Linked DNA regions of Homo sapiens: region 1 is linked to region 2. A link is an interaction called in ENCODE POLR2A ChIA-PET data of the cell type or tissue named here. Cell type or tissue: MCF 10A. All regions are shown on one strand. Each heading gives the region's core, and the rest is flanking DNA. Links, peaks and the distances in the headings are about the cores only.

Region 1 (8,000 bases), core at 1-8,000, 70 kb before region 2:
GATTGGATCACTTGAGCCCAGGAGTCCGAGACCAGCCTGGGCAACATGGCGAAACCCTGTCTCTACAAAAGTTTTTAAAAATTAGCCAGGCGTGGTGATGCATGCCAGTAGTCCCAGCTACTCAGGAGGTTTGAGGTGAGAGGATTGCTTCAGCCTGGGCAATCAAGACTGCAGTGAGCCATGATCTCACCACTGTACTTCTGCCTGAGTGACAGAGCAAGAACCTGTCTCAAAATAAAATAAAATAAATTTAGCCAATAGTAGTTAGAGCCTTTCTTTTCTGCCAGGATCCTAAATAGAAATAAGCCAATGCAAGACAAATCCCTCTACTTCTGATGTAATGGTCGTGGAGGAGCAGGACAATGAGAAGCTGGTCTATTCTGTCTTAATGACAGACTGGAGCATTCTGTTAGGGTAACCTGAGTCTCAACCCTTCTACTTAGCCATAACTGCAGCAAGAAGCCTGAGGACCTGCAGAGCAGAGCAAAGCCAGAAGGTGTCTTCAAGATTCCATTCAAAATAAGTTATATCCATCCTGATAAAAAATATTCCTAGACCTATGAGTTTCTTCTACACAAGAAGCAGAGAAGACCAGAAGCCTGGGCAATTGGTGTCATTTCTATGTTTGTCACTTTATTCACACCAATAATAAATAGATATCTTTTCTTTCTTAATAGCCTTATACTAAAGAATGCTTTAAATGAGCCATGCAGGTGAATCAGGAAGGACTGCAATAGATAATGTGCAAAGTACTGAAGTTAGTTCACAAAAGCCATTCTGTAACGGTATTGAGCTAACAGGCCACCGTGTGTACTATATAAAAACAGGTCTCCTCAAAATCTCCAGGTTTGGACTCCGGATTAGTCTCCCAAGAAATACAGTAGATAAAATCACATCCTTTAATTGGAAGTTTTATAAGACAACACCTTGTATCTCACTACATACACAAAGAATGGGACTGCTTCTCACCTTTGCTTGTTTAGAAGTATTGAGTTTGATAGCAGAAACCTTCCCAGCATGATCACCTACAAAAACTCTAAGAATAGCTGTATCCCAGCAGAGAGCTGTGACTCTTCGGCCTTTGTGTTCTGAAGACACATACATTTGTTCCGGTTTCCCACGACGCTCTTGATTTAATTCCCAAACAACCACAAGACCTTGACTGCAAGAATTGAGTCACAGAGGCAAACGTGGCAACAGTGAACAAGGTACAATTTTGTTGCATCACAGTATCAACTATATCAAATACATATGCAACTCTTGTTCTTCAGAAAAGAGGAAGTATTATAAAAAGTCAAGGTATTAATTTCCTTGTTTTAGTCACCAAACCAGTTTAATAGGAGAAGTTAAATGATCTAAATTATCTCTGTTCCCTTTATCTTTTAAGGCCTTTGAAATGTTGTAACCTTAAATTAGCATTTTCTACAAATACTAGGATGACCAGCTGTCCATTCTGGTTTGCTGGGTACTGAGAGATTTCCTGAGACACAGGAGTTTCACTGTTAAAACCGGGACAATCCTAGGCAAACCAGGATGGTTGGTCACCCTAACAAACACATGTGTCAATTTAAAATGCATTTGAAAAAGGACAGATAGTTTTGGAACAGATTCTTACCTGGTAGCTACAGCAACATAATCATCATCATGTAAACAACAGGCGACTTGAGAAATTGCACCTTCCTAGAGCACAAAAGAAAATACATTTTTTAAATCTCAAGTTTTACATTATTATTATTATTATTTTTTTTTTTTTTTTTGAGACTGAGTCTCGCTCTGTTGCCCAGGCTGGGGAGCAATGGTGCGATCTCGGCTCACTGCAACCTCCACTTCCTGGGTTCAAGCGATTCTCCTGCCTCCGCCTCCCAAGTAGCTGGGATTACAGGCACTCACCACCACGCCCAGCTAATTTTTGTGTTTTTAGTGGAGACGGGGTTTCACCATGTTGGCCAGGCTGGTCTCCAACTCCTGACCTCAGGTAATCCATCCGCCTTGGCCTCCCAAAATGCTGGGATTACAGGCGTGAGACACCGCACCAAGCCAAGTTCTACATTCTTTTATTCCAAATGATTATTTATATTGGAGAAATTTGCATTTATGAAAGAGACTCCAAATGGTGTATGACAGAGCTGCCCTTAATCTTACCCTGTGTGAAAGAAAAAGCCTGTGCTTCCAGCCTTCTTTCTGAATGAGATGGAGTCCTCCTCCTGAACTGCCCAAAGCCAACCATTTCCGAGACACAGCTATGCTCGTGCACTAAAAACATGTGAAGAGAAGTGTGAGATAATCACAGCTACTTAACCAAATAGACTATCCACTGAAAATAAATACTGAGGATTTATGCATCAGGCTCCTTCCCTCACTTTACCCTCTGCCCATATGGACACAATATGACACTTATTCTCTAGTTCTAGAATAGTAAAAAATACTGAAGAAAGAACATTTTGTTTTTAAACTTCTAAATGAATCTCACAAAGGCTGAATAGGCTCCATTGTATGAGTAATTTTCCCTTGGCAAACGCTGGCTGTTAAGACTTCATATTTTGTGTAATTTGGCTAGGTCATTCCAATGCTGACTACAACAATGGAAGACCAAGGAAGTTACCAGAAGATAAAGCAACCAGGTTAAATATTCGTTCATTTAAATCATTTCTAATCTGTACAAACACCACAAAACATCCACAAGTCTTAGGGTAGGTGAGACTCCATCAGAGAATGCAGTGGTCATGCCGTGCCCAATACCCCGTGGTAAAAGTTATTAGTTGATTGACTAAGAGACATTCCCAATCTTCTTCAATTTTGTTGCTTTTCACCATAGAAGTTGGAAAACCTAAATATTCACCTTCCCAGTTCCCTAGTTGCCAAGGGTTGTCATGTAACTCAATTCTAGCTAATAAGACCAAGGCTGCTGAGGCCTTGATGAAAGATGAAAGGCAGAGCCTGTAGAAAGCCTTTGCCCTTTGCCCCCACTTTCTTGAGATGTTAATGAGAACAGTAAGACTGGAGACAGGACACATATTGCAAAAGCAGCTAAAAGCTAACATATGTGCAATGGTAGAACAGGAAAAATGGGAGCCAGTTATATCATTGGGCCACTACACTAAACCCAGAACACTAACCTCCTATGAGATTATAAACATCTTTACCACGTAAGCTCCTATTAATATGTTACACCATACTGTAATTTGCAGCTGAAAAAATGTCTAACTGATATCAAGCCTCAAAATTGTTACTCATATTACTGTCTATCACTTCCTATTTTCCCTTTCCTCAGATGCTAGTATCTCCTTTAGGGCAGTAGCAAAAGTATAAAAATGAAATTACTTTGGTACTGGTTATGAAACTTTGTTTTTTACCACATCATTCCTGAGTTTAATCAAAATAACTCAGAGATTGAAGGAAGTACATAGTTCTTTGAATTCCAAGGACAATCAAAACACATACTTATTGAGGGAAAAAAAAAAATAGCTCAGGGCAGTCTGAGCTATGTGAAGTATGCAGGCCCAGACAGAAATGAATATGAGATATCAGTCATGCACCCACTCTCTGCACCCACGCCTGGGGGCAATTGTTTAAAGTAATTTTGTCACTGACTAGCTGTCTCACCTGTTACCTTCATGTCACTGAAATCTGTGATACAAAGAACAATGTATAGCCAATCAATAGTTTTTGTTATTTTAATATGAGTTTTTGCTAAACAACTCAGAATCTGCCTCTTCTTTTCCTTTAAAAATCCACTTGGGCTGGACAAGGTGGCTCATGCCTATAATCCCAACATTTTGGGAGGTCAGGATGTCGAGACCAGCCTGGGCAACAGAATAAGACTCCAGCCCTAATTTAAACATTTTTATTTTTAAGAAATCCAGGCCAGGCGCAGTGGCTCACGCCTGTAATCCCAACACTTTGGGAGGCCAAGGTGGGCGGATCACGAGGTTAGGAGATCGAGACCATCCTGGCCAATAAAGTGAAACCCCGTCTCTACTAAAAATACAAAAATTAGCTGGGTGTGGCAGTGCGTGCCTGTAATCCCAGCTACTTGGGAGGCTGAGGCAGTAGAATCACTTGAACCCAGGAAGTGGAGGTTGCAGTGAGCCAAGATTGCGCCACTGAACTCCAGCCTGGTGACAGAGCTAGACTCCGTCTCAAAAAAAAAAAAAAAGGCCGGGTGCGGTGGCTCATGCCTGTAATTCCAGCACTTTGGGAGGCCAAGGCAGAAGGACTCACTGAGCCCAGGAGTTTGAGACCAGCTACAGCAACATAATGAAACCCTATCTCTAAAAAATATATAAAAATTAGGCAGGCCATGTGGTGTGGTACATGCCTGTAGTCCCAGCTACTTGAGAGGCTGAGGCAAGAAGACTGCCTGACGCCAGTTCAAGGCTACAGTGCACTGCAGTGTGCTATGACTCAGCTATGATGCCTGTGAATAGCCACTGCACTCCAGCTTGGGCAACATAGTAAGACCGCATCCCCCCTCCCCCGACCAGCCGTCTCAAAAAATAATCCACCCAGCACTTTGGGAGGCCGAGGCGGGCGGATTACTTGAGGCCAGGTGTTCAAGACAAGCCTGGCCAACATGGCAAAACCCCGTCTCCACTAAAAATTCAAAAATTAGCCAGGCATGATGGTACACACCTGTAATCCTAGCCTCTCTGGTGGCTGAGGCATGAGAATCACTTGAACCCGGGAGGCAGAGTTTGCAGAGAGCTGAGATGGTGCCACTGTACTCCATCCTGGGCAACAGAGCAAGACTACATCTCAAAAATAAATAAATAAATAAATAAATAAATAAATAATCCACTTGTAACTGCTGCTAATCAAAGTGTATATTTAAAGCAACTTTTATCTATGTTCCCAGGTTGTAATCCTCAAGCTTGGCCCTAATAAACTGTCTGCTTATATTATTTTCGCCTTTGTCTGTTTTGTTTTCTGGGTTTTTTTATTCCTTTTGAGATAGGGTCTTGCTGTGTCACCCAGGCTGGAATGCAGTGGAGCTATCACAGCTCACTGTAGCCTCAACCTCCCTGGCTCAAGCAATGCTCCCAACTCAGCCTTCTGAGTAGCTGGGACCACAGATACCCACCACCACGTCCAGCTGATTTTTGTATTTTTTGTAAAGATGGGGTTTTGCCATATTTCCCAAGCGGTCTCAAACTCCTGAGCTCAACCAATCCTCCCACTTCTGCCTCCTAAATTGCTGGGATTACAGGCATGAGCCACCAAGCCAGGGCAGCTTCTTCCTCTTAGCTTCTTCCTCTTAGGTCGACATTCTGCCCAGAGCTAACTAACTTTTGCTTTTCTCCCTAAAACGAGGGTTACACCAGACTCCCTGTTTTGGAATGACCTTAGTATAACTACATGTTATTCAAAATGTAAAGGGGTTATTGGGGCTCAGCAACCAATACCCCAAAATAGGGAGCTTTGACATGCTGACAGTTCTTAGAAGCTGCCTCAAAACCAAAGTCCCTTTAACCTTGTCTCGTTTCCACCTCTCCACCAAGCACAGAGTGGGACTCTCTCCAGAGGAATTTCCTTATCTGACCAAGAAAGCTTCTTTCCAAAGTGGGCCAGGCTCAATGGCTCATGCCTGTAATCCCAGCACTTTGGGAGGAGGCAAGAGGATTGTCTGAGGCTAGGAGTTTGGGACGAGCCTGGCCAACATGGTGAAACTCTGTCTCTACGAAAAACACAAAAATTAGCCGGGCGTGGTGGCAGGTGCCTGTAATCCCAGCTACTCTGGAGGCTGAGGCACAAGACTCACTTGAACCCAGGAAGTGGAGGTTGCAGTAAGCCAAGATCGTGCCACTGCACTCCAGCCTAGGCAAGGGAGTGAAACTCTATCTTAAAAAAAAAAAAATAGAAAGAAAGAAAGAAAGAAAAAGAAAGCTTCCTTCCAAAAGAAATGCAATTGTCCTAAACCCTTTCCCTAAGGATCTCATCAAATAACCAGGAAAAATCAACAGACCGGGAGTCATCATCATGCCCAGATAGACTTTTCATTTATTCTTCTGAAGGTAGCTCCAAGAGTTTATCTGGGGGATTTTACCTGCATAAGTCAGATTGTTCCTATGCAGCTCCATCCCTCACCTTCCCATGTCTGCCTCCCACTTGCTAGGTCTATTCATTCTCCATAATGATTTATTGCCACTCAAAACAATCATCTACATTCTCCATATCCCCACTTCCCTATGAAAGAGGGTACACACAGCCAGGCATGGTGGCTCCCTCCTGTTATCCCAGTGCTTTAGGGAAGCCAAAGGCCAAGGCACATGATTGCTTGAGGCCAGGAGTTCGATGTTATCATGAGCTATGGTCTCACCACTGTACTCCAGCCTGGGCAACATAGCAAGACCCCATCTCTACAAAAACTTTAAAAATTAGCCTGGCATGGTATCGAGTATGTTTAGTCCCAGCTGCTCAGGAGGATGAGGCAAGAGAATTACTTGAACCCAGGAGTTTGAGGTTACAGTGAGCTAGGATCTCCCCATTGCACTTAGGCCTGAGCAACAGAGACAACCTGTTTCAAAAGAAGAAAAAAAAAAGAAAGAAAAGAAAATAAGATTTTATATGCCTTTTCTCCTATTAATCTTATTTTTAGTAGCTGATTTTTAGCAAACCTTCAGAAGATGAAGAGACAGTTTTCTCTTGGTCTTTGTGAGATATACTCATTTATACCATTTTATTTTCAATCAAATATATTACTTTCTGAGAGAAGACAGCAAGAACACTAACGGGGAAAAATGAAGCAAGTCAGTATCATGGTTTCCAGGGATGGTAAATTAGAATTCAAAAGATAGCTCAAAAAATAAATCAAGAAAGAGCTATGAAAATTATACCTCTATGTAAAGTGTCAACCTAAAAGGAAGAAGTTGAGGCCAAATTAACATTGACTTTATTTGGGCCAAGGTTGAGGATGCAGCCTAGGACAAACTTCCAAGTTGCCTTGGGGAATGCTCTGGAAAACAAGAAACTCAAGTTTTCAGAAGAGGCTGTTTGTCAGGAATTCTCATTGGCTTACAGCAATAACATTGATTAGTGATTGGCTATACACTTTTGAACTATGAAGTGTACTGCATTTTATCACTACTTGGTGTCAGTTAGTCTAGTGCCCACATAGCAAGTAGCTTCAAGAGGTAATTAATTAGCTCAAACAAAAGTGATAAAACCTGTAATCCCAGCACTTTGGGAGGCCGAGGCGGGCAGATCACGAGGTCAGGAGATCGAGACCATCCTGGCTAACATGGTGAAACCCCGTCTCTACTAAAAATACAAAAAATTAGCCAGACGTGGTGGCGGGCACATGTGGTCCCAGCTACTTGGGAGGCTGAGGCAGGAAAACGGTGTGAACCCGGGAGGCGGAGCATGCAGTGAGCTGAGATCACACCACTGTACTCCAGCCTGGGCAACAGAGCGAGACTCCGTCTCAAAAAAAAAAAAAGAGTGATAAGAGACTACTGTTTCATTCCAATGCTTCTCCGGGCCTGATAAATTTTTTTTTTTTTTTTTTGAGAGAGTCTTACTCTGTTGCCCAGGCTACAGTGCAGTGGCATGACCTCGACTCACTGCAACCTCCACCTCCCGGGTTCAAGTGATTCTCGTGCCTCAGCCTCCCGAGTACCTGGGATTACAGGCGCGTGCCACCTTGCCCGGCTAATTTTTGTATTTTTAGTAGAGACAAAGTTTCACCATGTTGGCCAGGCTGGTCTTGAACTCCTTGCCTCAAGTGATCCACCCACCTCAGCCTCCCAAAGTGCTGGAATTACAGGTGTGAGCCACCACGCCCAGCCTGGGCCTGATAATTTAAAGGGGCTCACACTCCTCAGATAAAAAGTTTATTTTCTTCTTTTTTTTCCCCCACAAAAGTATGACTAGGACAGGTAAGAACACCCAAGATTCCACAAAACGTTAAGGAACTGGAGGGTAGGGGCACAGTAACAGAGAGCACGTGAAAATGAAACTGATACAAGGATCAAGAAATTCACCTTTAGACGACTGGAGTCCAG
Region 2 (16,294 bases), core at 3,957-11,956:
TTTTCAAAAATTAATTTTGTTTTTTTTAGCAACATTTTATGTGCTCATAATTTAAAAAGTGAAAAGCACTAGAAGGCACATTTCAAAATACCACGTCCACTATCCCACTCACTGCCCCCTACCCTTTATTCTCTCTTCACTGAATCAATTACTTTCCACTCTTTTAGCTGACAGTATACCATTCTTATTAATTTTGTTATTTTCTACTGACTTTCTATTATGGTAGTTGAAGATTTAGTGTTCTTATAATACCATTACTCCTTTCCCCTCGACTCCAGGCTCCTGATATAGTTATTTCACAGTTTTTCGATAATTAATAGTGTTTACATTTTGATTATGTGAATATTGTTTAGTGGTTGAGACAGGATCCTGGCAGGATACAAATGGCACCCTTAAACTGGGTTATTTGAAGAGATTAAAGGGACAATTTACAAAGGTGTGGGCGGCATGTCCAGAAACCAAGCAAAGGCCTGATGAGGGAATGGGAAGAAGTTAACAGGAGAGAAGAGAGACCCCTGAGAAGAGGTAAGGGGCAGGGTCTGCCCATGGTCCTGCAGAGAGGGTGCAATCTCACTCTTCTTCCTCACTCCCAGTCTTCACCAGTGAAGGTGGAGGACAGGAGACACCATGGCTGTGTGGTCCATTCAGGTCAACCCCCAGAGCCCAGAGCAGTATGGCAAAGAGAAATGTAGACCTGCAAGGCAAAAAGATGTTCAGAATTACAACCAGGCAGAGTCAACTATAAAACCCTCAGCTGGGCTGGGCATGGTGGCTCATGCTTGTAATCCCCAGCAGTTTGAGAGGATCACATGTACCCCAGGAAGGTTGAAGCTACAGTGGGTGGTGATCACACCTCTGCATTCCAGCCTGGATGACAGAATGATACCTTGTCTCTAAAAAAAAAAAAAAAAAAATAGTATTTATGGGACTTTTCTCTGAGGCTGTTCAGTCTCTCCAAAGAAGGGACCTCCAGGTTTCGGGAATGTAAGCCTGGATGCCACCCTTCTGGGAATCACCTGGGGAAGGGAGCTCTCTGTATACAGACAATCTCCTATGCCCCAGCGCTCTCACCATTGTGCTTGGGCCCTGATTGCATTTCCTCAGAAAATAAACCTGTTCTCACTTAAGGTGGAGGCAGGAGGTAGCCATTTTGTTTCAGGGTGGGAATAGAAGTCTGAGAGCCTAGCATTTCCTTATAGCCCCTGTTACAGCCCCACACTTTACCCTTCCCTTCCATGGTACCTGGTACCTCCAATTCCTGAGACTGAACAGTGCTCTTCAGAGCAAATCAGCTTCCATCTCTTCACTCCCTCCCTGTGTGGGCACTTGAATTTCACTATGGTCTCAGTCTCCACTGATTTCTACTTTCCAAAGCATTGCTGGCAGACTTCTCATCTTCCAGTCCCTTCATTTTTGTGTGTTATTTTCCTATCACTTTAGTGGGGCTTGAGGAAGGAGTTAAGATAAATGTATCAGGTCAATTCATCATGTTTAACCAGAGGTCCACTAGCATTGAGTTTTGGTAATGTTTTATTTTTGTGTTTAGGCGCATGCTCACCATTTCATGACTGAAAGCCCCATAAGATGGTTGCTGTAAACTGATGTTCTCCATCCTCTTATTAGCTAGTCACAGTGCCTTGTGATATACCAAGCCAAAGTTTCCGCGTGAGCATGTCACTGTCATTCCACTACCAAGTTCTTCATTAGCCCAGTGTTTTTTCTTTTTAAAAAAAATTTTTTTTTTGAGATAGGGTTTTACTCTGTCGCCCAGGCTGGAGTGCAGTGGGGCAAACCTGGCTGACTGGAGATCAGGTGATCCTCCTTGCCTCAGTCTCCCAAGTAACTGAGACCACAGGCACATGACACCATGCCCAGCTAGTTTTGTTGTTTTTTTTTTTTTTTTTTGAGACTTGCACTGTCGCTCTGGCTGGAGTGCAATGGCACGATTTCAGCTCACTGCAACCTCCGCCTCCCAGGTTCAAGCAATTCTCCTGCCTCAGCCTCCCGAGTAGCTGGGATTACAGGCGCCTGCCACCATGCCTGGCTAATATTTTGTATTTTTACTAGAGATGAGATTTCACTATGTTGGCCAGGCTGGTAATTTTTTTTTTTTTTTTTTTGAGACGGAGTCTCGCTCTGTCACCCAGGCTGGAGTGCAGCGGCACAATCTCGGCTCACTGCAAGCTCCGCCTCCCGGGTTCACGCCATTCTCCTGCCTCAGCCTCCTGAGTAGCTGGGACTACAGGCACCCACCACCACGCCCGGCAAATTTTTTGTATTTTTTTAGTAGAGACGGGGTTTCACCGTGTTAGCCAGGATGGCCTCTATCTCCTGACCTCGTGATCCACCCGCCTCGGCCTCCCAAAATGCTGGGATTACAGGCGTGAGCCACCACTCCCGGCTGGTAATTTTTTAATTTCTGTGGAGATGGGGTCTCACCATGTTGCCCAGGCTTGTCTCGAACTCCTGGGCTCAAACATTTTTCCTGCCTCGGCCTCCCAAAGTGCTGGAATTACAGACATGAGTCACTGCGCCCAGCCTAACCCATTGTTTTCTAAAGTGTGGTTAGCACACCTCCAGGAGGTTGAGAGAGTAAATTTCAGATGAATTAACTTTTTTTAATTGTAAAACTTATATATTTTAATGTATATGTGTTTTTAAACATAACTGGCATTAGCCAGACACAGTGGCACACACTTGTAGTGCCAGCTACCTGGGAGGCTGAGGCAGGAGTTCACAGCTATAGTGCATTATGATCGCACCTGTGAATAGTCAGTCACTGTGGTCCAGCCTGGGCAACACAGCAAGATCCCCATCTCCAAAAAAAAAAAAACCCAGGTGCGGTGGCTCACGCCTGTAATCCCAGCACTTTAGGAGGTCGAGGTGGGCAGATCACGAGGTCAGGAGTTTGAGATCAGCCTGGCCAACACAGTGAAACCCCATCTCTACTAAAAAAAATACAAAAAATTGGCCGATTGTGGTGGCAGGCGCCTGTAGTCCCAGCTACTCACGAGGCTGAGGCAGGAGAATTGCTTGAACCCAAAAGATGAAAGTTGCAGTGAGCTGAAATCATGCCACGCCACTGCACTCCACCCTGGGGGAGAGAGCGAGACTCTGTCTCAAAAAAAAAAAAAAAAATTACAGTCCAAAATAGATGAAACAAACTGTCAGAACAGGAACCACAAACTCGCCTCTTCCCAAGTCATTTTCCTGCAATAGGAATATGGTTTATTGGGCAATCACCCTGTGCCAAGTACTTTTGTTTGCATTAAACCTTTCACATGGGGGCTATCATTTTTTTTTATGTCACAGACACTTAAGGCTTCAAAAGGTTAAGTGACTTGTCCAGAAGCATTCAGGCAGTAGGAACAGAGTCAGGATTTGAACCCAGGTCTGTGTGGCTCCCAAACCTGAGGTTCCCACTGCACAATGATTACTGTCTGGGACCTTCTTGCTGGAGGACAATGCAGAGCAGCTGGAGGCCCTGCTTTCTGCACCTCCATGTCCCTAGGAGAGGTGAAGAGCTTCTCTCCAAGTGGTGCAAGTAGGAGGGAGATGTCAATTTTCTGAAAGGCCTGCGCAGAAAGATAGAAAAATAGGGCTTCCTAGGCCAGGCACAGTGGCTCACGCCTGTAATCCCAGCACTTCGGGAGGCCGAGGTGGGTAGATCACCTGAGGTCAGGAGTTTGAGACCAGCCTGGCCAACATGGTGAAACCCCGTCTCTACTAAAAATACAAAAATTAGCTGGGCATAGTGGCAGGTGCCTGTAATCCCAGCTACTCAGGAGGCGGAGGCAGGAGAATCACTTGAACCTTGGAGGTGGAGGTTGCAGTGAGCCAAGATCGTGCCATTGCACTCCAGCCTGGCGGACAAGAGTGAGACTTTGTCTCAAAAAAAAAAAAAGAAAAAAGAAAAGAAAAGAAAAATAGGGCTTCCTCAGAGAGAGTCACTCTCTCTGTGTTTCCCCATCCCCTGCCTCTGGGACTTAACAAAGCAGCACAGAAACAGGCTGGCAGGAGCTGCTACAGATGGTCACCTGGGCTCCAGCACATTCCTGGTGCTCAGATTTGTGAGGGAGCAGCCTCCGAGCCACAACGCCTCATGTAAATCTCTTTGATTTTCTGCTTCATCAGATCAGTAAGAACCCTCTTCAGCATGGCCTGGCAATTTTCTTGGGAGCTTACTGAGAGGAACACCCTGTTTTCTCTGCTCTTAGAGGTAATGGCAGTTCCTGGTCTCCATGCAGGGAGCCTACCCAGCTGCTAAGCTGCTACCTGGATCTCAAGCTGCTACTTGGATTTCATTTTCTTTTTTTTTGAGACGGAGTCTCGCTCTGTGGCCCAGACTGGAGTGCAGTGGCACGATCTCAGCTCACTGCAACCTCTGCCTCCCAGGTTCAAGCAATTCTCCTGCCTCAGCCTCCTGAGTAGCTGGGATTACAGGCACATGCCATCACGCCCGGCTAATTTTTGTATTTTTAGTAGAGACGTGGTTTCACCATGTGGGCCAGGCTGGTCTTGAACTCCCTACCTCATATGATCCACCGCCTCGGTCTCCCAAAGTGCTGGGATATACTTTGGGATATACTTTGGCGTGAGCCGGCACACCCAGCCTCTGGATTTCATTTTCTTTGAGGCCTGGCTCCAGCACATATGCCCAAGTGACTTTAGGCATGTTACTTTACCTCCCTAAGACTCAGTTTCTGTTTCTGTTAAAATGTGTAATTGTGAGGATTAAATTAGATAATGAATTTGTAGGATTTAGTACATATTAAGGCTGGACGCGGTGGCTCACACCTATAATACCAGCACTCTGGGAGGCCGAAGTGGGTGGATCACTTGAGGTCAGGAGTTCAAGACCAGCCTTGGCCAACATGGTGAAACCCCATCTCTACTAAAAATAAAAAATTAGCTGGGCATGGTGGCATGCAACTGTAATCCCAGCTACTCAGGAGGCCGAAGCAGGAGAATCGCTTGAACCCAGGAGGCAGAGGTTGCAGTGAGTCAAGATCACACCACTGAACTCCAGCCTGAGCGACAGAGCAAGACTCTGTCTCATAAAAATAAATAAATAATGGCCAGCCTCGGTGGTTCACGCCTGTAATCCCAGCACTTTGGGAGGCCAAGGCAGGCAAATCACCTGATGTCAGGAGTTTGAGACCAGCCTGGCCAACATGATGAAACCCTGCCTCTACTAAAAATACAAAAATTAGCCAGGCGTAGTGGTGCACACCTGTAGTCCATACTACTCGGGAGGCTGAGGGATAAAAATTGCTTGAACCCAGGAGGCAGAGGTTGCAGCACGCTGAGATCATGCCACTGCACTCCAGCCTGGGCAACAGAGTGAGACTCGACCTAATAAATAAATTAATTAACTAATTAAATATAGGAGTAATTATTATTGCAATTCTCACAAAGTCTGGAACCATGAGGTTTTGTCTCCCAGCACTGTCTAAGAAGCACCTGTCAGCAATCCAAAGTAATTTCAGGCCAGGCTTACTGGCTCATGCCTATAATCCCAATGCTTTGGGAAGCCAAGGCAAGAGGATCACTTGAGCCCAGGAGTTCAAGACCATACTGGGCAACATAGCAAGACCTCATTTTTACATAAAAATTTAAAAATTAGCCAGGCGTGGTAGCACACGCCTGAAGTCCCAGCTACTCAGAAGGCTGAGCATGGCGTATTGCTTGAGCCCAGGAGTTCAGGGCTGCAGTGAGCTATGATCATGCTACTATATTCCAGCCTGGGTAACAGAGCAAGACCCTATCTCAGGAAAAAAAAAAAAAAAAAAAGGAAGAAAAAGAAAAGTAATTCCAAAATAGCTCAAATCCTTAGCTTCACATTTGGCCAAGTGATAGTGGAGATTCCAATGATGTCTACAACAGCACTAAATGAGAATAGCTAGAGGCCTCATTCCTCTACAGTTCACTCTGATCACAGTCCACAGAAGTTAAGGCATCTCTTCAACTCTCCCACCCTCAGTGCCCCCCAAATTCCTTTGAGGTGTTCTCTCTCTCTCTTTATTAGATTAACAGCCTAAGGACCCAAATTCTTCTCCCTGCTGTCATTCTATACAGTCTTCCCCAACATGGTATTCTTTTTTTTGAGACAGGGACTCTGTTGCCCAGTCTGGAGTGCAGTAGCGCAATCTCGGCTCACTGCAACCTTCATCTCCCCCAGGTTCAAGCAATTCCCCTGCCTCAGCCTCCCAAGTAGCTGAGATTACAGGTGCCCGCCACCATGCCTGGCTAATGTTTGTATTTTTAGTAGAGACAAGGTTTCACCATGTTGGCCAGGCTGGTCTCGAACTCCTGGCCTCAAGTGATCTGCCCGCCTTGGCCTCCCAAAGTGCTGGGATTACAGGCATGAGCCACTGTGCCCAGCTAACATGATTCTTTTTTTTTTTTTTTTTTTTTTTTTGAGACAGAGTTTTGCTCTTGTTGCCCAGGCTGGAGTGCAATGGTGTGATCTCGGCTCACTGCAACCTCCGCCTCCCGGGTTCAAGCTATTCTCCTGCTTTGGCCTCCCGAGTAGCTGGGATTACAGGCATGCACCACCATGACCAGCTGATCTCGTATTTTTAGTAGAGACAGGGTTTCTCCATGTTGGTCAGGCTGGTCTCGAACTCCTGACCTCAGGTGATCCACCCACCTTAGCCTCCCAAAGTGCTGGGATTACAGGTGTGAGCCACCGCGCCCACTGGTATTCTTGATTATATATCACAGAAGTGCAAACACCTAACTGCCCTCCAAGGAGATTTGGAAAAGAAGTTGAACATGAAAAGAACGATTATGCAAGGCTGGGCGCGGTGGCTCACGCCTGTAATCCCAGCACTTTGGGAGGCCAAGGAGGGCGGATCACTTGAGCTCAGGCGTTTGAGAGCAGCCTGGCCAACATGGTGAAACCCCGTCTCTACAAAAACATACAAAAATTAGCAGGGTGTGTTGGCTGGGCGCCGTGGCTCACGCCTGTAATCCCAGCACTTTGGGAAGCCGAGGCAGGGGGGATCACGAGGTCAGGAGATTGAGACCATCCTGGCTAACACAGTGAAACCCCGTCTCTAATAAAAATACAAAACAATTAGCTGGGCTTGGTGGTGGGCGCCTGTAGTTCCAGCTACTCGGGAGGCTGAGGCAGGAGAATGGTGTGAACCTGGGAGGCGGAGCTTGCAGTGAGCCGAGATCGCACCACTGCACTCCAGCCTGGGCGACAGAGCGAGAATCCGTCTCAAAAAAAAAAAAAAAATTAGCAGGGCATGGTGGCATGCGCCTGTAGTCCCAGCTACTCTGGAGGCTGAGGTGGGAGGATTGCTTGAACCCAGGAGGCAGAAGTTGCAGTGAGCCGAGATCACACCACTGCACTCCAGCCTGGGCAACAGAGTGAGACTCCATCTCAGAAAAAAAAAAACAAAAAAACAAATACGCAGGGGTCAGGGAAGGCTGTGAGCTTTGGTCTGCTACAATGAGTTTCAGGCTCACTCCCATGCCCTGCCTCCTAGTACTGCGGTTGGAAGCAGAGGAGATGTGCTTAGAGGACGGAGATGAGAAGCAGGAGGAACAGCAGCAGCTGCAGTTTGTATTCTGGTTTGCTTTTCTCCTGGAAACAGAATCTCTCAGAAGATACCTCCTCAGTCCTCAAAAGGGTGCATTTCAGGTTGGCTCTCCTCTTGTTGGCCCTCGCTGGCCCCCGTCTCACTCTGGAGTCTTTGATTCCACATGGATAAACAGCCCCCCTAGTTGAGAGCTCCTCAACTGCCCCAGGGGACATTTTATGGAGTTAGGGGTGGCAAGGAACTGGAATTATTGCCTAATCAATTGCAGTCTCTCTCCTGTACCCCCCAAGAGAGCAAAGTCTAAAGCCAACTCACAAACTCACATTTTCAACTTTCACCCATGCCCTGAAAAAGTGTTAACACTGGAACCCCACAGCCTACCGTGAAGAATCGATTCCACAAAGAAGGGAGAGCCTTCCCAGTCTGCCCCCTTTCAGACCTTCCTCAAAGAACTCCTGAGCTGTGCTGCCTCCCTAAGCTGTCCCCATGCGAGGATGATAGTGAGATGTGTAATGGGCCTACTGTGACAGCCAGCCCTCCTTGCAAGGGAGCCCTGCCACGGGTGCAAGCTCTGGATCAAGGCAGGAAGCTGCGGCCCATGGTTACCATGGAGATGCTGGCACAGCCTATACCCATCTGTGGTTGACAGGCAGCCTTCCTGAGGAAAGGGGAGGAATTTGGGTGCTTGAAAACCAGCTTGTGGTGGGGGTCGGGTCGGGGTTGTCTGTGACATCATGAGTTTGCAGCCAAAAGACAACTGGAGAGGAAGCTGAGGCTGGGAGCTCTCCACTGAGGTAGCCTTCAGCCGACGCTGTAGCTTTAAAAGCTGGGGTGTGGCCTCCTGCAGAGTGAGGCCAAGCTACAGAGCTGTCAACTCCAAGCAAGGGCTGTTGGAAGAAGCTCTGGTACAGTGGAAAAAACCCAGGAGTCAGAGACTAGAGGGAGAACCACACCCACAGTGCCAGGCATGTTGTGAAGGTCATGGTACATGGTGCAGAGAAGAAACCTCTAGGGTGCTTGGGAAGTTCTAGGCCCTGAGTCACCACCACTGAAACACTAGGGCGGACCAAGAAAACTTCCCGTCTCTTCTCTGAGCACGAAGTCTCCACTGTGTGACTAATGTCTGCCCTGTGGGCTAGGCAGGGTTACTGAGAGGCCCTGCAGCATAAGTGAGGCAGGGGCAGGTGTCAGGGGCTGGTGATCTCCCTCTGATTCAGTGGGTAAAGGAAGACCAAGGCTATGAGGATTTCTCTGAGGCTTTCATCCCTTCTGTGGCTAAAACTGGAGTATGAGCTCAGTGAAACTGTCCTTTGAGAGAGCCTGACGCTGCAAGTGTGTTTGTACAAAAGGCAGAGCTCGGCCTTGTACACCCAAGGGCCATGCAAGGCTAATGCAGCACCAGGGAGAGGGAGGCTAATTAGATAAAGCCCTGAAGTAGCCCTGTGAGCCAGAGGAGCTGTCTGGACCTTCCTGTAGCCTTGGGCAGGGGAGGGAGCTAGGGAGTATTTATTACTTTTGCCCTTTGAAATCCAGGAAGCAAAGGGCTAAGTACTTGCTTACTATCCTCCCAGACTGTGAGACAGGAAGTCAGAGGTACAGAGTGGTGAGTTTGAAATCCACTTGGCCACTTTCCCGCTGTGTGGCCTGGAGCAATTCAATGTTTTGTGTTTTGGCAATATCACCAGTTAAATATTAAAGCTCCTGCTTTCCTCTTCTGGTCAGGGTGAAAACACCCTGAGAGAATGCTTGTGAAAGCCACCACAGCTACACGCAAGGGAAGGACCTGATGTCCTTTATCTGGCCACAGAAGAAGCCTTCTCCACATCGGCACCGGCCCCCCACAGCCTGAGCTCCCTCCTGAGCATCTGAGGAGTTTTCTTTGACTCCTCATAAGAGAATCTCAGGCTTCCCTTCTAGCACCCTACAGAAATGAGTAGGGCTGCCTTTTCAGGGCAGTGTCCTCTGAGCAGGCTCAAAGAACAGGGCAGAGAGCCCCCTTGTCCAGCAGAACCTAATTTTTAAAATTTTTTGTAGGGACAAGGTCTTACTGTGTTGCCCAGGCTGGTCTTGAACTCCTGGTTTCAAATAATCCTCCCATCTAGGCCTGCTAAAGTGTTGGAATTACAGGCATAAGCCACTGTGTTGGGACAAGAGATATATATATATATATATATATATTTTTTTTTTTTTTTGAGACAGAGTCTTGCTCTGTCACCCAGGCTGTAGTGCAGTGGCACGATCTTTGCTCACTGCAACCTCTGCCTCCCAGGTTCAAGCAATTCTCCTGTCTCAGCCTCCCGAGTAGCTGGGACTACAGGCACCCGCCACCACGCCTGGCTAATTTTTGTATTTTTTAGTAGAGTCGAAGCTTCGCCATGTTGGCCAGGCTGGTCTTGAATGCCTGACCTCATGATCCACCTGCCTCAGCTTCCCAAAGTGCTGGATTACATGCATGAGCCACCACGCCCCGCCAAGTTTTTTTGTTTTGTTTTGTTTTGTTTGTTTGTTTGTTTGTTTGTTTTTTATTGGGAAGGAGTCTCGCTCTGTCTTGCCCAGGGTGTAGTACAGTGGCATGATCTCGGCTCACTGCAACCTCTGCCTCCCAGGTTCAAGCGATTCTCCTGCCTCAGCCTCCTGAATAGCTGGGATTACAGGAGCCCACCACCACACCCACCTAATTTTTGTATTTTAGTAGAAACAGGGTTTCTCCATGTTGGCCAGGCTGGTCTTGAATGCCTGACCTCAAGTGATCCACCCGCCTCGGCCTCCCAAAGTGCTGGAATTATAGGCGTGAGCCATTGCGCCAGGCCCAAGATAGTTTTTTTTTTTTTTGAGACAGAGTCTTGCTCTGTCGCCCAGGCTGGAGTGCAGTGGCACGATCTCGGCTCACTGCAAGCTCCTCTTCTCAGGTTCACGCCATTCTCCTGCCTCAGCCTTCCGAGTAGCTGGGATTACAGGCGCCCGCCACCACGCCCGGCTAATTTTTTAAATTATTATTATTTTTAGTAGAGACGGGGTTTCACCCTGTTAGCCAGGATAGTCTCAATCTCCTGACCTCGTGATCCCCCGGCCTCGGCCTCCCAAAGTGCTGGGATTATAGGCGTGAGCCACCGCGCCTGGCCAAGATAGTTTTTGTTAACAAATTTAACAAACACCCACCAGTGTACTGGGCATTTGGGATCCTGTTTTGGAACTAATATGGGGGACAAGAGGATGGCAGGCATAGGTTTCCTGTCGCCATAGGCATTTCTCCCTTATCTCAGGAGCAGTCCTGATCACTTCCCAAAATGGGGAGCGCTTTGCCTCTGAGTCCTGAGCATTGTAAAAATGAAGGTGTGTTGTGTGGAAGCTGGACTCACTACCGCAGAGCCTCCTTGGACATTACAGCTGGAAGAAAGAGGCCCTTTTTTTTCTTTTTGAGATGGAGTCTCGCTCTGTCGCTCAGGCTGGAGTGCAGTGGCGCTGTCTGGGCTCACTGCAACCTCCGCCTCCTGGGTTCGATGCTCGTACCTCAGCCTCCTGAGTAGCTAGCATCACAAGAGCCCACTATAGAGCCCGGCTAATTTTTGTATTTTTAGTAGAGATGACATTCCGCCATGTTGGCCAGGCTGGTCTTGAACTCCTGACCTCAAGCGATCCACCTGCCTCGGCCTCCCAAAGTGCTGGGATTACAGGCATGAGCCACCGCACCCGGCCAAGAGAGATCCTTTTATGTTTGCAGTCAAGGGTGCTGAGGCTACAGAGGGAATGCAACTGCCACAATGTTACCCAGGTGTCCATGACATAGCTGGGGTAAGAATACATGTTTCCTGACCCCCAGGCCAGTGTCCCCTATCCATCAGCTGCCCCGTCGTCTCTGTCCCGCCATGCCCATCACTGTCCTTGCCACCCAAGGTGTCAGAGGGAAAGGCTATCACAACTTTTCATGGTCCTCCCCTGCTGTGATTAGACAACAGACAGTTTCTGCTTGTGGGTGCCACTGGTGACTGTCTGGCTTGAAGGGGCCTTGGGACTCCCTCTGCAGCACTGATTTTGGGGGCCCTGGGTTTGGAAGTCACTTAAATTCTGGTGACAGTCTTTGCTCTGGAACTTCTCAGTGGGATGGGAAGCTTGAGGCCCAAATCCCAGCCAGGGAAAGAGGGAGAGAAAGGACACAGCTGCTACTTATTTCCTGGGTTAGGAAGTGGCTGGGAAGGAATCTAGAGTTTTTGAGATGGATTTTATTAGGGAACAGTGTGAGGAATGAATTCTGGAGGGAATGATGGTCCAAGCCAAAAGAGGAAATGCAGGCAGCATCTTGTGCCTGAGGATGAGCCTTGCCTGGAGGAGGAGCGGGTGAGGAGGAGGAGACAGGCATTAGGGGACCAGGGGTTGTCACCCAGGAGAACCTGAACAGTCAGGGTGGAGTCTTCTGGCATCCATTCCTGTCATCTGAGAGACAGATGGGGCTTGGGATGAGGAGAGGGACATGAAGGAGTTTCTCAGGAGCAGGTGCCTGCTCTCATGCCAAAGAGAGGAGCCTCTACTTTGGTACGTACATAGTAGGCCCTGGTATCTCAGGAACAGAGACTGATGAGGTTGTCTGCATCTTGGGCCCTGCAACTCAGGAAAGCCATCAGTTTTGCAACCACAGAAAAGGTAAAAAAAAGAGTCAGGCTGTCAGTGAGGGTTTGAAGGGACTGTGGGGCTGTCTAGGGTTGTATGAGAAGTGTATGTTCTGAACACATGTGGTTGGAGCTGTATATGGTCTGTACATGTTGTAGATCTGTATGTTGTGTATTACTAAAAAAAATCCTGGTGCCTTCCTTTCCTTACTCTGTTGCCCAGGCTGGAGTTCAGTGGTGTAAGCATGACTTACTGCAGCCTCAATCTCCTGGGCTCAAGCAATCCTCCTGCTTCAGGCTCCCAAAGTCCTAGGATTACAAGTGTCGGCCACGGGCTGGGCACAGTGGCTCACGCCTGTAATCCCAGCATTTTGGGAGACAGATCTGGGTGGATCACGAGGTCAGAAGATCGAGACCATCCTGGCCAACATGGTGAAACCTCGTCTCTACTAAAAATACGAAAAAATTAGCTGTGTGTAATGGTGCGCGCCTGTAGTCCCAGCTACTCGGGAGTCTGAGGCAGGAGAATAGCTTGAACCCGGAAGGCGGAGCTTGCAGTGAGCGGAGATCGCGCCTCTGCACTCTGGCCTGGCAACAGAGCGAGACTCCATCTCAAAAACAATCAACCAACCAACCAAACAAACAAGAACAAAAAAACAAGTGTTGGCCGGGCGCGGTGGCTCACGCCTGTAATCCCAGCACTCTGGGAGGCCGAGGGGGGCGGATCATAAGGTCAGGAGATCGAGACCATCCTGGCTAACACGGTGAAACCCCGTCTCTACTAAAAATACAAAAAATTAGCCGGGCGCGGTGGCAGGCGCCTGTAGTCCCACCTACTCGGGAGGCTGAGACAGGAGAATGGCGTGAACCCCGGAGGCGGAGCTTGCAGTGAGCCGAGATTGCGCCACTGCACTCCAGCCTGGGCGACAGAGTGAGACTCTGTCTCAAAAAACAAAAAAAACAAAAAAAAACAAATGTCAGCCAGCATACCCTGTCTCCCCCAAATTTCTTAGCCTGGCATTTAAGGCTAAAGATTAACCAGACTCACCATGTATTTTCCTGCCCCTGTGCATTTTATTCATGCTTTGTTCTCTGCTTTCTCAGCCCCTGATCTTTACCAATTAAAATCCTCTTCTAGCTGCAGCTCAGATGCTACCTCTTCCAGGAAGCCTTTTTTGGTATCCTTACCCAAATGCCCTCTCTCCTCTGAATGGCAGAGCACTTTTCTCTACCTCTTTTGCAGTAGTTACATTCTCTTATGCATTCTGACTATTAAGGGCGAGGCTGTCAGTTTCCTCCACTAAATACGAAAGTCTTCGAAGGCTTATAAGTTTGTTGTATTCATTTTTGTATCCCCAATACCTAGCACAGTCCCTTTACATAGCAGGCATTTAATTCAAAATATATTTGTTAAACAAATAAATGTATGTGTTGGGTTATGGAGATAAATGAGAAACTTGTGGGGTTTTTTTGTTTGTTTTCTGAGATGGAGTCTTGCTCTGTCACCCAGGCTGGAGTGCAGTAGCGCAATATTGGCTCACTGCAACTTCCGCCTCCTGAGTTCAAGCAATTCTCCTGCCTCGGCCTCCCGAGTAGCTGGGATTACAGGTGCCTGCCACCGCACCCGGCAAATTTTTGTGTTTTTAGTAGAGACAAGGTTTCACCATGTTGTCCAGTTTGTCTCGAACTCCTGACCTCGTGATCCGCCAGCCTCGGCCTCCCAAAGTGTTGGGATTACAGGGGTGAGCCACCGTGCCCAGCCTTTTTGTTGTTGTTGTTGTTTGTTTTTGAGACAGGGTTTCACTCTGTCTCCCAGGCAGGAGTGCAGTGGAGCGATCATAGCTCACTGCAGCCTCAACCTTCTGGACTCAAGCAATTCTGCCACCCTAGTCTCCCGAGTAGCTGGGACTACAGGCACACGCCACCATGCCCAGCTAATTTTTTTTTTCTCGTAGAGATGAGGTCTTGTTATTTTGCCTAGGCTGCTCTCAAACTCCTGGGCTAAAGCGATCCTCCTGCCTCAGCCTCCCAAAGTGCTGGTATTAGAAGGATGAGCCACTGTGCCCGGTGCTAGGAAAACTTCTTGCCCTGTGCTAGGAAAACATTTTTTCCTAGTGGAAAGAAAGTTTCCCAGTGGAAAAAAAGTTTATTTGCACTAGGAGCTTACAGTTCAGTGACAGAGACATATACAAATATGAATTAATTTATTTGGGAGGCTGAGGTAGGCAGATGGCTTGGGCCCAGGAGTTCAAGACGAGGCTGGACAACATGGAGAAACCCCGTCTCTACTAAAAATATAAAAATTAGCCGGGCATTGTGGTGCACACTTATAGTTACAGCTACTCAGGAGGCTGAGGTGGGAGGATCACCTGAGCCTGGGATGTGGAGGTTGCATACAGTGAGCTGAGATTGCACTGGGTCACAGAGGGAGACCCTGTCTCAAAAAAAAGGAATATATTGAGTGCTGGTTATGTGGGGCTCAGGTGGGTAGGGATGATGGCAAAGGAGAGGGCACTCAGAGTGAAGGAACTCCCTAGGTGGAAGGCTTGAGGTGAGAGAGTACATGGCACATTTGGAGAATGTGGTGCGTAGCCCTGGGACTGGTACATAGGAAGCATGAAGGAAAATAGATAAAACCAGAGAGGGGATGTGGGCGCTGGATCACAGGGGTTTGGCTGTGTCTTTCCAAAGTGTTTGGACTTTATTCTTGAGGCAATGAGGGGCCACCGAATGCTCTTAAGGAGGCGTATAATAAATACAAGATGAAGGAATGACTCAGCACTATGTTTTGGATGGACAGCATCCTGCAGCCAGGGCCATTTTAGGAAAATCTTACAGTGGGTGCTAAGCAGCATCTATTCTCTGAGGCCAGCTTGTCCCTTGGTTAAACCACCTCTTTATGGGATTTTCCCTTTAAAAAAATTTTACTGATACATAATAGTTGTACATATGCATGAGGTACATGTGACATTTTGATACAAGCATAAAATGTATAATGATCAAATCTGGGGAACTGGTATATCCATCACCTCAAATATTTGTGATTTCTTTGTGTTGGGCACATTCTGAATCTTCTAGCTATTTTGAAATATACAATAAGTTATTAACTATACTCGCCCTATCTAACTGTATTTTTGCACCCATTAACCAATCCCTCTTCATCCTTCATCCCCACTATCCTCCCCAACTTGTGGTAACCACCATTCTATTCACTACCTCCATAAGACCAAATTTTTTAGTTCCCACATGAGTGAGAACATGCGATGTTTGCCTTTCTGTGCCAGTTTATTTCACTTAACATAATGACCTCCAGTTCCATCCATGTTGCTGCAAATGACAGGATTTCATTCTGAAATAGCTGAATAGTATTTCACTGGGTATATACAGCACATTTTTTTCTTCTTTTTTTAAATTTTTTTTTTTGAGACAGGGTCTTGCTCTGGATTGCAGTGGTGACATCACAGTTCACTGCAGCCTGGACCTCCCTGGGTCAGGTGATCCTCCCACCTCAACCTCCTGGGTAGATGGGACTACAGGCATTTACCACCATCCTCAGCTAATTTTTTTTTTTGTATTTTTTGTAGATATGGGGGTTCACCATGTTGCCCAGGCTGGTCTTGAACTCCTGGGCTCAATCTGCCTGCCTCAGCCTTCCAAAGTGCTGGGATTACAGGCATGAGCCACCATGTCCAGCCCCTCTGCTTCCTGGGTTCAAGCAATTCTCCTGCTTCAGCCTCCCAAGTAGCTGGGGATTACAGGCATGTACCACCACGCCCGGCTAATTTTTTTATTTAGTAGAGATGGGGTTTCATCATGTTGGTCAGGCCGGTCTTGAACTCCTGACCTCAGGTAATCCGCCCACCTCGGCCTCCCAAAGTGCTGGGATTAGAGGCATGAGCCACTGCACCTGGCCAACACATTTTCTTTATCATCCATCCATTGATGACACTTAGATTGAGTTCATCCATACTTCAGCTATTGTGAATAGTGCTGCAATAGTCATGGGAGTGCAGATATCTGTTTGATATACTGATTTCGTTTCTTTTGGATATATACTCAGATTGCTGGATCATATGGAAGTTGCAGTTTTAGTTTTTTGAGGGGTCTCCATACTGTTTTCCATAGTGACTGTGCTAG

The links. Peaks named below come from ENCODE experiments on the same cell type or tissue, not always from the same donor. Only the 100,000 strongest peaks of a DNase experiment are listed, where the experiment ranks them.
Region 1: POLR2A ChIA-PET joins it to region 2 with 46 read pairs; 33 of 35 experiments call an interaction of 5 or more read pairs at or near these places.

The regions. Positions count from the first base shown.
Region 1 is chr11:18,309,772-18,317,771 of GRCh38, forward strand. HPS5 (HPS5 biogenesis of lysosomal organelles complex 2 subunit 2) reads right to left here. Exons shown (of 23, transcript NM_181507.2): 2 at 7,980-8,000; 3 at 2,143-2,253; 4 at 1,616-1,680; 5 at 970-1,162. Among named protein-coding and RNA genes, the nearest start is that of HPS5, 8.4 kb to the right of the region's middle. RefSeq lists an enhancer at 1,056-1,135. In MCF 10A, for the core only: no CTCF peak of the experiment used is centred there; DNase peaks (open chromatin) are centred at 1,140 and 4,390.
Region 2 is chr11:18,375,329-18,391,622 of GRCh38, forward strand. MIR3159 (microRNA 3159) reads left to right here and starts at 12,459; the gene lies at 12,459-12,532. RefSeq lists an enhancer at 9,024-9,083. In MCF 10A, for the core only: no CTCF peak of the experiment used is centred there; DNase peaks (open chromatin) are centred at 8,533 and 9,143.